Linked DNA regions of Homo sapiens: region 1 is linked to region 2. The links are chromatin contacts, found by Hi-C or POLR2A ChIA-PET in ENCODE. All regions are on one chromosome and are shown on one strand. The core of a region is the stretch at or near the end of the contact, and the rest is flanking DNA. Distances in the headings are between cores, read along the strand shown.

Region 1 (4,566 bases), core at 1,397-3,896, 7.0 Mb before region 2:
AACAGGAGCATTGAAATAAGGCACCTTATTTTCATCTGTGGTACATTTACAAACTATGTCATCTTCACAGGGATGCAGGAACTCTCCTAATACTGAAACAGGACAAGAAAATGTTAAAACATAGAACTATTTCAAACGATACTGACCAACTGCTTCTGGAAGCTTTCTTTTTGGCTACCTGGGACTTCACCATAACTGCTCTCCTCTGAGGCAGAAGACCACAGTCTTAGGACTTCCTGGGCTGGTATACCAACTCCACAACACACTAGCTATTTGACCTAGGAGAAGTTACCCACCCTCTCTCTAATTCAGTGTCTCATTTTTAGTATGCACTAATAACATATAATGTATAGCTATACCTAATATACAGTAATGTAAGCACTCAATGGAATAACAAATGTCAAGTGCTTAGAACAGTGCCTGGCACACTGACACCATTCAACCTGTAACAGTTATGTTATTACAACTTATTATCTGATTCAAAACTCTGCTTCATTCTCTTGGTTCTCCCTTTTCTTCAATGCCTAACAGAATCAGCCTTCATTCTTTTTTTTTTTCTCTTGCCTTAGAACTTTTCCATTCCCACTACCACCTCTTTAACAATGATTCATTGTTTTCAAGGACATCTGGAATCTCAAAATAACTACCTTTATTTCTAACTAGACTGTCACCCCAAACTAAAATACCACATTCCTGCAAAACCAAGTCTTCATTCCTATCACCCAAGCTCAAAACCTGGAACCCTTTATTATCAGCATTAGCTAAGTTCTACCGATTTTGTTTCCTTTGAAATCTCTCTCCTATCTAACCCTTCCTTTTTTTTCCTCACTGTCACCATCCTGATTCAGGCTCTCAAGGTCTCATGTATGGACTGGTACAACAGCTTGTGGGCTGGGACCTTTTATTCTAGAAACTGCTCCTTTCAAACCATCCTGCATACTCATCCAAGCCATTCTTAGTTAGACACTACTCACCCTCTCTCCTCTTTAATGTAGTAAGTTTCACTTTCTGTGACTTCCATTCCCATCTCATTGTTAATTACTCTAAAACTACCCTAAATAGGTGTTTTTCTAGATTTCCTCTCTGGCAGTTTCCCTCTCAAGCAAATTGTTTTCTCACTTATCTACTTTTGAGTAGTAACAGAAAGCATGGGCTTTGGAGTCAGAATACTTGGCTTTGTATTTCTTTCTTTTCTGTACAGACAGGGTCTCCTGCTTTATTATCCAGGCTGGTCTCTAACTCCCGGCTTCAAAAGATCCTCCCGTCTTAGCTTCCCAAAGTGTTGGGATTACAGGCGTGAGCCACCGCACCCAGCCTGTATTTCAGCTATATCACTAATTGATCACTTATCACTAACCTTATGACCCCAGCAAAAAAACTTAACTCTAAATCATAGTTTTCTCATCTGTAAAATCGGGGAATTAGGCATAAGTACTCACGATTACCTATTTAATATCTTCCTGTCAACCCTCAAGTTCCACCTCCAAGATGCATTCTAAGTATCCCTCAGCTTTCTTGATCTCCCCACTCCACCCTTACATGCTACATTCTCCACACAGGCTTGTGTATCCCAAACTTGCTGCCTAACAACACAAACCCCCAACCCACACCTACTCCTTCAAATAAGCTAAATACTGAAGACTGCATACAGACTACACGTTCTGGAGGTCCTTGGTCTTGGCCTTTGTTAAAGCCTCCGCGGCCACCCCCTCGTCCAAATCCTCCCCTGCCGCCGCCTCTGAAATTGCCGCCGCCTCCACCGCCGCCTCCACCTCGGAAGTGGTTGCTGCTGCCACCTCGGTTGAAGCCGCCACCTCCACCACCTCGATTAAAGCCTCCACGACCTCCGCCTCGAAAAGACATTCTCTCTCCTCCCTGATGAAAAAAAAACGACCTATGTCTTCTGATCACTGTAGCCTCTGAGTATACTCCAACCCCTCGGAGCTGCGGTGAGAACACCATAAAGGAGACAAAAGCAGCCCTGTCACCTCACCCACGGTCAGACAGCCAGTGACCACCAACCTGATGGGTGAAGAGTTTACTTCTCCATGGTCTCGTGAGCGCCGACCGACCACACACCACCCTTGCCGCCCCATGATTAGTATCTCCTCCCCCTACAGACAGCAAGGTCTTCGCACCGCATCCCCTTCCTTCCTCCCTCCCTCCGGCAGTTGGGTTCCACGTCCAGCATTTTCAAATCCTCCGGCTTCTACGGCCACTCACCGGCGCCACGTGCCCCTCTGGCCCTGGCCTTGCGCACACACCCACCCGCGGGGTACTTCCGCCGCGCTGGAACCTCCTCGGTTACCGTACCGCCACAGAGTTTTTTAAAGACCAGAAACTTGAATAACTGGTTTGCCAAAAAAAAAAGCCAATCACCCGCGGAACAAGCAACACTGGTTCCAAAACAGCCTTTAGCGCTGGAAAAGTGGCAATAATAGATAACCTTAACCACTAATTTACAACAGAGAGGCCAACTTGCCTGACGCTGAGCCGTGGAAGTGACGTATAACAGCGGCGTCCTTTGCAGCACGACGTCCCGGAAGTGCTGCGGCAATGTTGCTCTTGGAGATAGCTGGCGTTAGGGATCCGCCTTCTCTCCCAGAGGCGGGGCAGGTTTCTGTTTGGTTGCCGCCCTAACGGCCAGAACTAAAGCACCTTGCAAGGAATGAAGTTGGTTCTTGAAGTCCGTGCTGACTGGCTGGGCGCATTTGCGCATTTGCTTCTCTGGCTGCAAAATGGCCCGCAACAGCACTCACTAATTTGTTGCTAACTTCAGGAACTGTGCGGACAGGTCTCTGAGGCTTCTGAGCCGCGCTATGTCCAGTAGATCTGGGCGCCTCAGAACCTGTCACAGCCGACGGAAGCGTTTATCTGAGTTTCTTGTTTCTTCCCAACCTTTTGATTTTCGCACCATTACGCGCTCAACTATGCCTCTTCTTTTGTCCTATGGTCTCAACTAATTAAAGGAAGAAAAGCAATGCATGTGTGTGTGTAATTTTAAAGAAACTATGCTGTCTTATAGAAAACCAAACCATCATTTTTATCTTTTGTACCAGGTATTCAAGTATGTTTTGAGCACCGACGGGCTGTGAACTGGACTGTGCTGAAAGCTCCTCTCCCTCTTCTCTCTTTAAGCCCTTTATATTTGACATCAGCTTCCCCCACATTCTCCAAAGCTTCTCTCACAAATAAAGGTAATGACTTCCCATTTATTAAATTTGGTTGGAGTCTTTTACACCCAAACCCTCTGAGACCTTACCTTGATATTTGATCTCGTGTTTAGAAGAGGGTGGAACTTGGTACCTATCTAATTCAGAGGGTTATTGTAAATGGGATTTTAAAATACCTTTGTAGGCGGGGCGTGGTGGCTCACGCCTGTAATCCCAGCACTTTGGGAGGCCAAGGCAGATGGATCACTTGAGATCAGGAGTTCGAGACCAGCCTGGCCAATACGGTGAAACCCCTTCTCTACTAAAAATACAAAAATCAGCCGGGCATGGTGGCACACGCCTGTAATCGCAGCTACTCGGGAGGCTGAGGCAGGAGAATCGCTTGAACCCGGGAGGCGGAGGTTGCCGTGAGCCGAGATCACGCCACTGCACTCCAGCCTGGACGACAGAGCAAGGCTTGGTCTCAAAACAAACAAAAAACAAAATAAGTGAGAGAGGAAACTTTACTTGTTCTTTTTCTTTTAGTTTAGTAAATGCTGCAATTTGATTTTAACGAATGTTGGTCTTTTTATGGGCCTATATAAGTGTATTATTTTTGAAACAAAAAATGAAAATTACCTATTTAGTATGAAACCTTTGCTTATCTTTTGCTGTGTATTTGCTCAATTCTGAATTGAACTTGAGATTGTCACACACAGATTGCATTTTCAACTGAAATGAGATGATTTTTGTCTTTACTCTTAAAACTTAGTGAGAAAAAGCTTGCTTGAACAAGAAGTTTTAAAGTATGTCAAAATGTTTATTACTTTCTTAAAAATGTCAAGCTGCTCTTCTTTCTCAGAAATCCAAAACTTGTAGAAGCACAGATCAGGCCAGGTGCTGTGGCTGACGCCTGTAATCCCAGCATTTTGGGAGGCTGAGGCAGGCAGATCACCTGTGGTCAGGAGTTCAAGACCAGCCTGGCCAACATGGTGAAACCCTGTCTCTACTAAAAATACAAAACTTAGCCGGGCGTGGTGGCGGGCGCCTGTAATCCTAGCTATTTGGGAGGCTGAGGCAGGAGAATCGCTTGAACCCGGGAGGCGGAGATTGCAGTGAGCCAAGATTGCGCCACTGCATTCCAGCCTGGGCAACAGAGCAAGACTCCGTCTCAAAAAAAAAAAAAAAAAAAAAAAGAAGGAGAAACACAAATAAGTACATTTCATCTTATATCTACAGTCATACATTCACAAAGTTCTTCCTCTTTTCTCAAAGCCAGGTGCTCAGGCTGAGAAGATTCAAGGAAAGGGTTCCTCACGTAGTTATACAGTTGTGTTCCAGGGGAAGGAAAATATTGTTCGGTTTTGTTCTGCAATTCCCCACGGTGGTTTTCGGTAAGACTTGAGACTTCCTT
Region 2 (4,749 bases), core at 5-2,504:
CATACTTTAAACCCTTGACTAAAACAGGCCAATCCTACTGAGGTAAATCCCACCTCCCAACTTGGATATTTCAGGAAGTATTGTATTGTTTTTCTGACTCTAAACTCTACCTAATTAACTAATTAGTCTCAACACTTTCTGGCTCAAGAACTGAAACACAGCAACAGAAGCTAAAGTTTGAGAATTTAAGCTTGTTCCCACATCTACACCTTGGCGGACGGCAGCGACTGATTACGGAGACCAGTGAAAACCCTGCCCCTAACTCTCTCTGTCCTAGCCCCATCCACTCAATTGAGCTTGACTCAGCCTGCTCCCTGCTGTTCTCAGTATTGCTCCCTTAGGGTCAGACGTGCACTAGACTTCAGCACGTGGGAGCGCTGATGAGCGGCCAACCTGGGTCTATTTAAAACTACTATTCCCATCTCGAGGGGCGCCTCCTCCCACAGCATAACCAGCCCAGGAGGGCAGGCGAGTAAATACTGCTCACCTGCTCCACCGGAAACCTCAAAATCCCGGCCCGAGCTAGACTAAAGGTATCTGGTAATTAATCCTTGGCACCTCCCACCACACGCTCCTGATTGGGCGCGTGAGACAAGGCTGTGTCTGCGCGCGCTCTTACCAGTCTGGGGAATTCCATTTCCTCTACCAACCACCGGCATAAGCATTCAGGGGCGTTGCTTTCCTGGCAGTGGCCCGCCCCAGTTCGAGCCGGTGCCTTACTGCGTCTCGCGAGAACTTATGCATTTTGGAGGCGGAACCCCGTCAGGAAAAGCGCACAAAACTGCTCTTAAGTCATTGCAGAGCTACCGCTTCGGTTAGCCAGCCACGAAGTTCTCGCGAGAGTCGTCTCCTCGATACCAAGTGAGGAAACTGGGGGACGCTGTGGGGAGGGGCGTGGGGCTGGATCGCGCAGCGGCTGCTTCCTTTACCTTCCTCCCATGGTCTCCTTCCGGTTCTCGATGCTTCTCTGAGCCTAAGGGTTTCCGCCACTCGTTCACCCTCCCCCCAGCTCATGATCCTCCTCCCTCCCCCGCCCTCCTGGTCCAATCTCCGATCTGTTTAGTAAGAAGGTGCTGTTCCGAGAAGAAGGAAAAGGGCTTGACACGTATTCACTCGGCCCCGGACGTGGGAAGCAAGCCGTCTGGCTTCGGCCTCACATCGGTCTTGTGCTCGGGACGGCGGCGTTGGCGGACTGATCCGCGGCGGTGAAGAGGCAGGAGGAGGGGGAGGGGCGGAGCGTGGCAGCTGGCAGTAGTTCCGTCAGAGCGGACATCTTGTGGCTGTGTCGTGCGCGTGAGCCCCGTAGGGCCGGGGAGGCACCAGCTGCCGCGCGGGGAGGAGGCCGAGGCCGCAGCTTGAGGGAGGCCCCGGCCCCTCTGTACGCGTGGGTGTGGACGGCTAGGGCAGGGAAGGGAGGCCGGCCCAGTGGCCGGCCGGGTAAGAGGGGCAGTGCGGGACCTGGGCGGCTTGAGCGGCCAGCCTATTGGGTGCGGTGGGTTAGGGTGGGAAGGTTGGGGAAGCCGCGGCCTCTCCTGCTGGAGGAGGAGGGGGAATGGGCGCGTCCTCGCGCCTAAGCCGGAGCCTCAGGGACAGCGCGGGCGCGTGGTGGAGGTGGCTGGGCGGGCGCGCGCGGGAGCGCGCTGGAAGGCGGAGTGAGTGTACGGTGGCGTCAGGGGTGACACAGAATAGCTCGCTGCGAGGATAGCAATACACATCAAGTCTCCCTTCCTTTATTTCCTTCCTTTTCCCGGCCGCACCTTTGGACAGAAACCGAAAGCAGCCCGGCGTCCGTCCGGAGTCTTATGCTTCCCCCTCCCCCCTTGCCTTTCTTTGCCCTAGTGACGCCGGTATAGCGCCGACTAGGCCCCGGCTCCTCCTCTGCTGGGCTCCGGACCCTGCCCCGCACCCACCCCTTTCTCCTACGCCTCTTCCTCTCCCACCCGGGTCTCTTCCTTTCTAGAGGCCGGGAAGTTAAACTTGTAGCCACCACCTCCGCTCTTCCCGTCACCCTCGCCCCCACTTCGGGCCGAAAGCACGGTACAGAGGCTGTTGGTGGCTTTGCCACGCCACCCCACCCACCCCGGATCGCGGCTGTCTTAAGGGACCTGGATTCATCAGGGGCTCTTCGGGGCCTGTGCGAGTGCTGATCTGCTCCGTTTTTGCAAAAGGCGCCTGTGTCTGGCAGAGCTGGTGTGAGACGAGACAATCCTGCCCCGCCGCCGGGATAATCAAGAGTTTTGGCCGGACCTTTGAGCATACACCGAGAGAGTGAGGAGCCAGACGACAAGCACACACTATGGCGCTGAAACGGATTAATAAGGTAACCCGCGGGGACAAGGGCATGGGGTGGTAGGAGAAAAGGAAGGCTCGGGCCAAGAGGAAAGCGTGGGGGTGGGAAGGAAGCATAATTCTGAAAATACCTCTTGGATCACTTCTTCCATGGGGGGATGGAGAACGCAGATATACTTCTTGAAGAAATGAAGTTTAAAGCTAGGAAACGGAGAACACTTGTGGCAAGTGAGGTGTTATCCTGAGTGCTTCAGTGGAATCGGTGCAAATTAGGGGTGGAGGAGAGTGACTTAAGGCGCCTTTATTATTTTATTTTTTTGCTGCTTAAGAAGGAGTTTTTTTGGGGGTCCGAATTGCGGAGAGACGCTCCAGCAGATGTCATGGCGCTTCCTATTCTTGGTGCTTGAAAACTTAGTTTAGTTGTGAGATCAAGGTTATCTAGGCCTTCTAGGGGTAAGAAAGAAAACTCGGAGGAGAGAAAAAAAATCTGGCGAGTCCCGAACTTGACTGAGGGTCGGGTAGAAGAAGTCTTGCGTATTGAAGGTCAGTCAGTGAGTCTAGTAGAAACTCTTAGTCGACTCTGGGCAGGTTACACCGAATAAGTGGGTTTGGGAGGAGATGGAATGACACAGTGTTGCCACTTCCTGTATTTTGTAGTTGCAGCTTTTCACCCGAAGCTATTTATCCGAGGGACACCGGGAACTGATGTAAAAGGCATTCTGGAAGCTCCCTTTTCCTTTTGGCTGGAGAGTGGGGGTGGATAAGGGGTGCGATGGCAGTAAGGGAAAGCTAATGTACCTATTTTTGCCTCATTCTATTTAATAACACCCTTGTTTCGTTACTTGAAATGTGGTTTGATAGTATATTATCGATTTAAGTTGAAAAAAAACTAGGATTTTTCGGAGCTCTGGGAGTGAGCGGAACCTCCACCTCCGGTGGTTTAGTCTCATTTTCTTGCTCTAACTTCTATCCCGCATTTTAAGATGGCGGCTGCTTTAACTGGTTCAGGCTCTTTCCGGCATCTCCTTTCGTAATAATGTGAATTAATATGATTTGTTAAATGTTAACTTTTATATCGCGTTGTGCACTGCTCTAAGATCCTCTGCTCAAAACTTACCTAAATTCAAACTCTTAAACTGTATTTCCCTTTTTTGTGACTTGTATTTGTGTGATGTGTTTGGTTGTTGCACAATCGAAGAGGGTGGAGTGTTTACAGCTAACTTGAAAAAAATGTCATGGAATAAATTCAGCCTTACTAGAAAAATTGTGGAGTGTCGGTGAGTGTTAGAAACTTTGGTTTTAATAGATTACTTTTTTAAAAAGAGTTCTGAGAGGAATGGCAAGAATTTGCCTTTACTAAAATAGACCTGATACTACATTTGCCTGTATTTAATTATGACTGGAGTTTATTTGGCAAGATTGGTGTTTCATGAAAGAGGAAGGTTTAAATCTTCACTCTTAGTATGTATTGATATGAAATCGTGAATTTTGTTTTGGGCCTTCATAACATCGTCATTTTGGGTTATGCGAAATACAAATTTAAATCTTTGTGAAATGAAAGAAAAGAGGAAGAAACGCTTTTTAGGAGTTAAGGATTAAAGTAAAAATTATTTTGAAATAATTACCTCTTTTTGTGACCACTTTAAAGGCCAGGAACATATTGGAGAAGCCTAGTTGTATGTTACAGTGTGGTTTACACAAAGAGCATAACATTCAGTACAAATAAAAATCTTTTCTGTTGGAATTAGTTCAGGCCACTAAAATGTGGAATAGTACCAGATCCATAGCTTTTTGTGCATGTGGAACAGAACACGTTAAAGGAAGGCCTCTGATTTTTTTTCTCTTACAGGTCATACCCAGCTGCTGTGACACCACTTAAATGATTTAAAAGCTTTAGAGAGACAATATAACAGTGGTTAAGAGTGTAAACATTGGAGCAGAAATGCTCCAGTTAGAATTCTAGCTCTGGGCAAGTTTATGTGCCTCTATAAGAAGGGTATCTGTTGTAATATGAACAATAAATGACTGTGTGCCTAATATGTACCAGGCACTGTTTTAGACATTGGGGTGGCAGCAGTGAACAAAACAAATTTTAAGTTCCTAGATTTGTTTTGACGATTAAATGGATTAATGTGCAAATTTGAACAGGCTCTTGGCACATGACACTCCTAGTTATTACTGCTATTTTAATATCACAATTTATAATTTTTAAAAATCGTTTTTGTTTAAGAACTTTGATTTCTAGTTTAGTACTCTTAGTTAACCAGGTTGTCTCCTTTTGTAAATATTTTGAAGATTTATGTAATATAGACACAACATAAAAACTTGGCATATTGGAAAAACCAGTGTTTATGTGAACATTATTGATTCAACTTACAGAAACTTTGACGTGTGCATGTGGTTTGGTTTTTCAGCTGTTAATGTTAAAATCACATGAGGCAACTTTCAAACATTCCACAT

What was found. A loop is a pair of places that touch in the nucleus more often than their neighbours do. ChIA-PET counts read pairs that join two places held with the same protein, here RNA polymerase II (POLR2A). Pooled maps may share reads with other maps.
Region 1: a loop to region 2 is called in a map of naive thymus-derived CD4-positive, alpha-beta T cell, with 14 times the contacts of the local background. The contact joins the promoter of GAR1-DT here to the promoter of UBE2D3 in region 2. A Hi-C loop is called at or near these places in 1 of 168 maps with a recorded cell type or tissue (naive thymus-derived CD4-positive, alpha-beta T cell) and 6 of 50 pooled maps. POLR2A ChIA-PET finds 5 or more read pairs at or near these places in 1 of 52 experiments (CD4-positive, alpha-beta T cell).

The regions. Positions count from the first base shown.
Region 1 is chr4:109,813,462-109,818,027 of GRCh38, reverse strand. GAR1-DT (GAR1 divergent transcript) reads left to right here and starts at 2,646. Exons shown (of 2, transcript NR_186620.1): 1 at 2,646-3,197; 2 at 4,428-4,566. It overlaps GAR1 (GAR1 ribonucleoprotein), which reads right to left and starts at 2,266. Exons shown (of 7, transcript NM_018983.4): 1 at 2,224-2,266; 2 at 1,650-1,875; 3 at 1-92. The coding sequence starts at 1,863. RefSeq lists enhancers at 1,521-1,590, 1,761-1,810, 2,161-2,210, 2,221-2,620, 2,791-2,890.
Region 2 is chr4:102,824,056-102,828,804 of GRCh38, reverse strand. It overlaps UBE2D3 (ubiquitin conjugating enzyme E2 D3), which reads left to right and starts at 1,254. Exons shown (of 8, transcript NM_181891.3): 1 at 1,254-1,378; 2 at 2,169-2,320. The coding sequence starts at 2,297. It overlaps UBE2D3-AS1 (UBE2D3 antisense RNA 1), which reads right to left and starts at 750. Exons shown (of 2, transcript NR_131186.1): 1 at 620-750. RefSeq lists enhancers at 702-1,263, 935-1,324, 1,264-1,825, 2,940-3,009, 2,408-3,607 and silencers at 1,375-1,504, 1,525-1,574.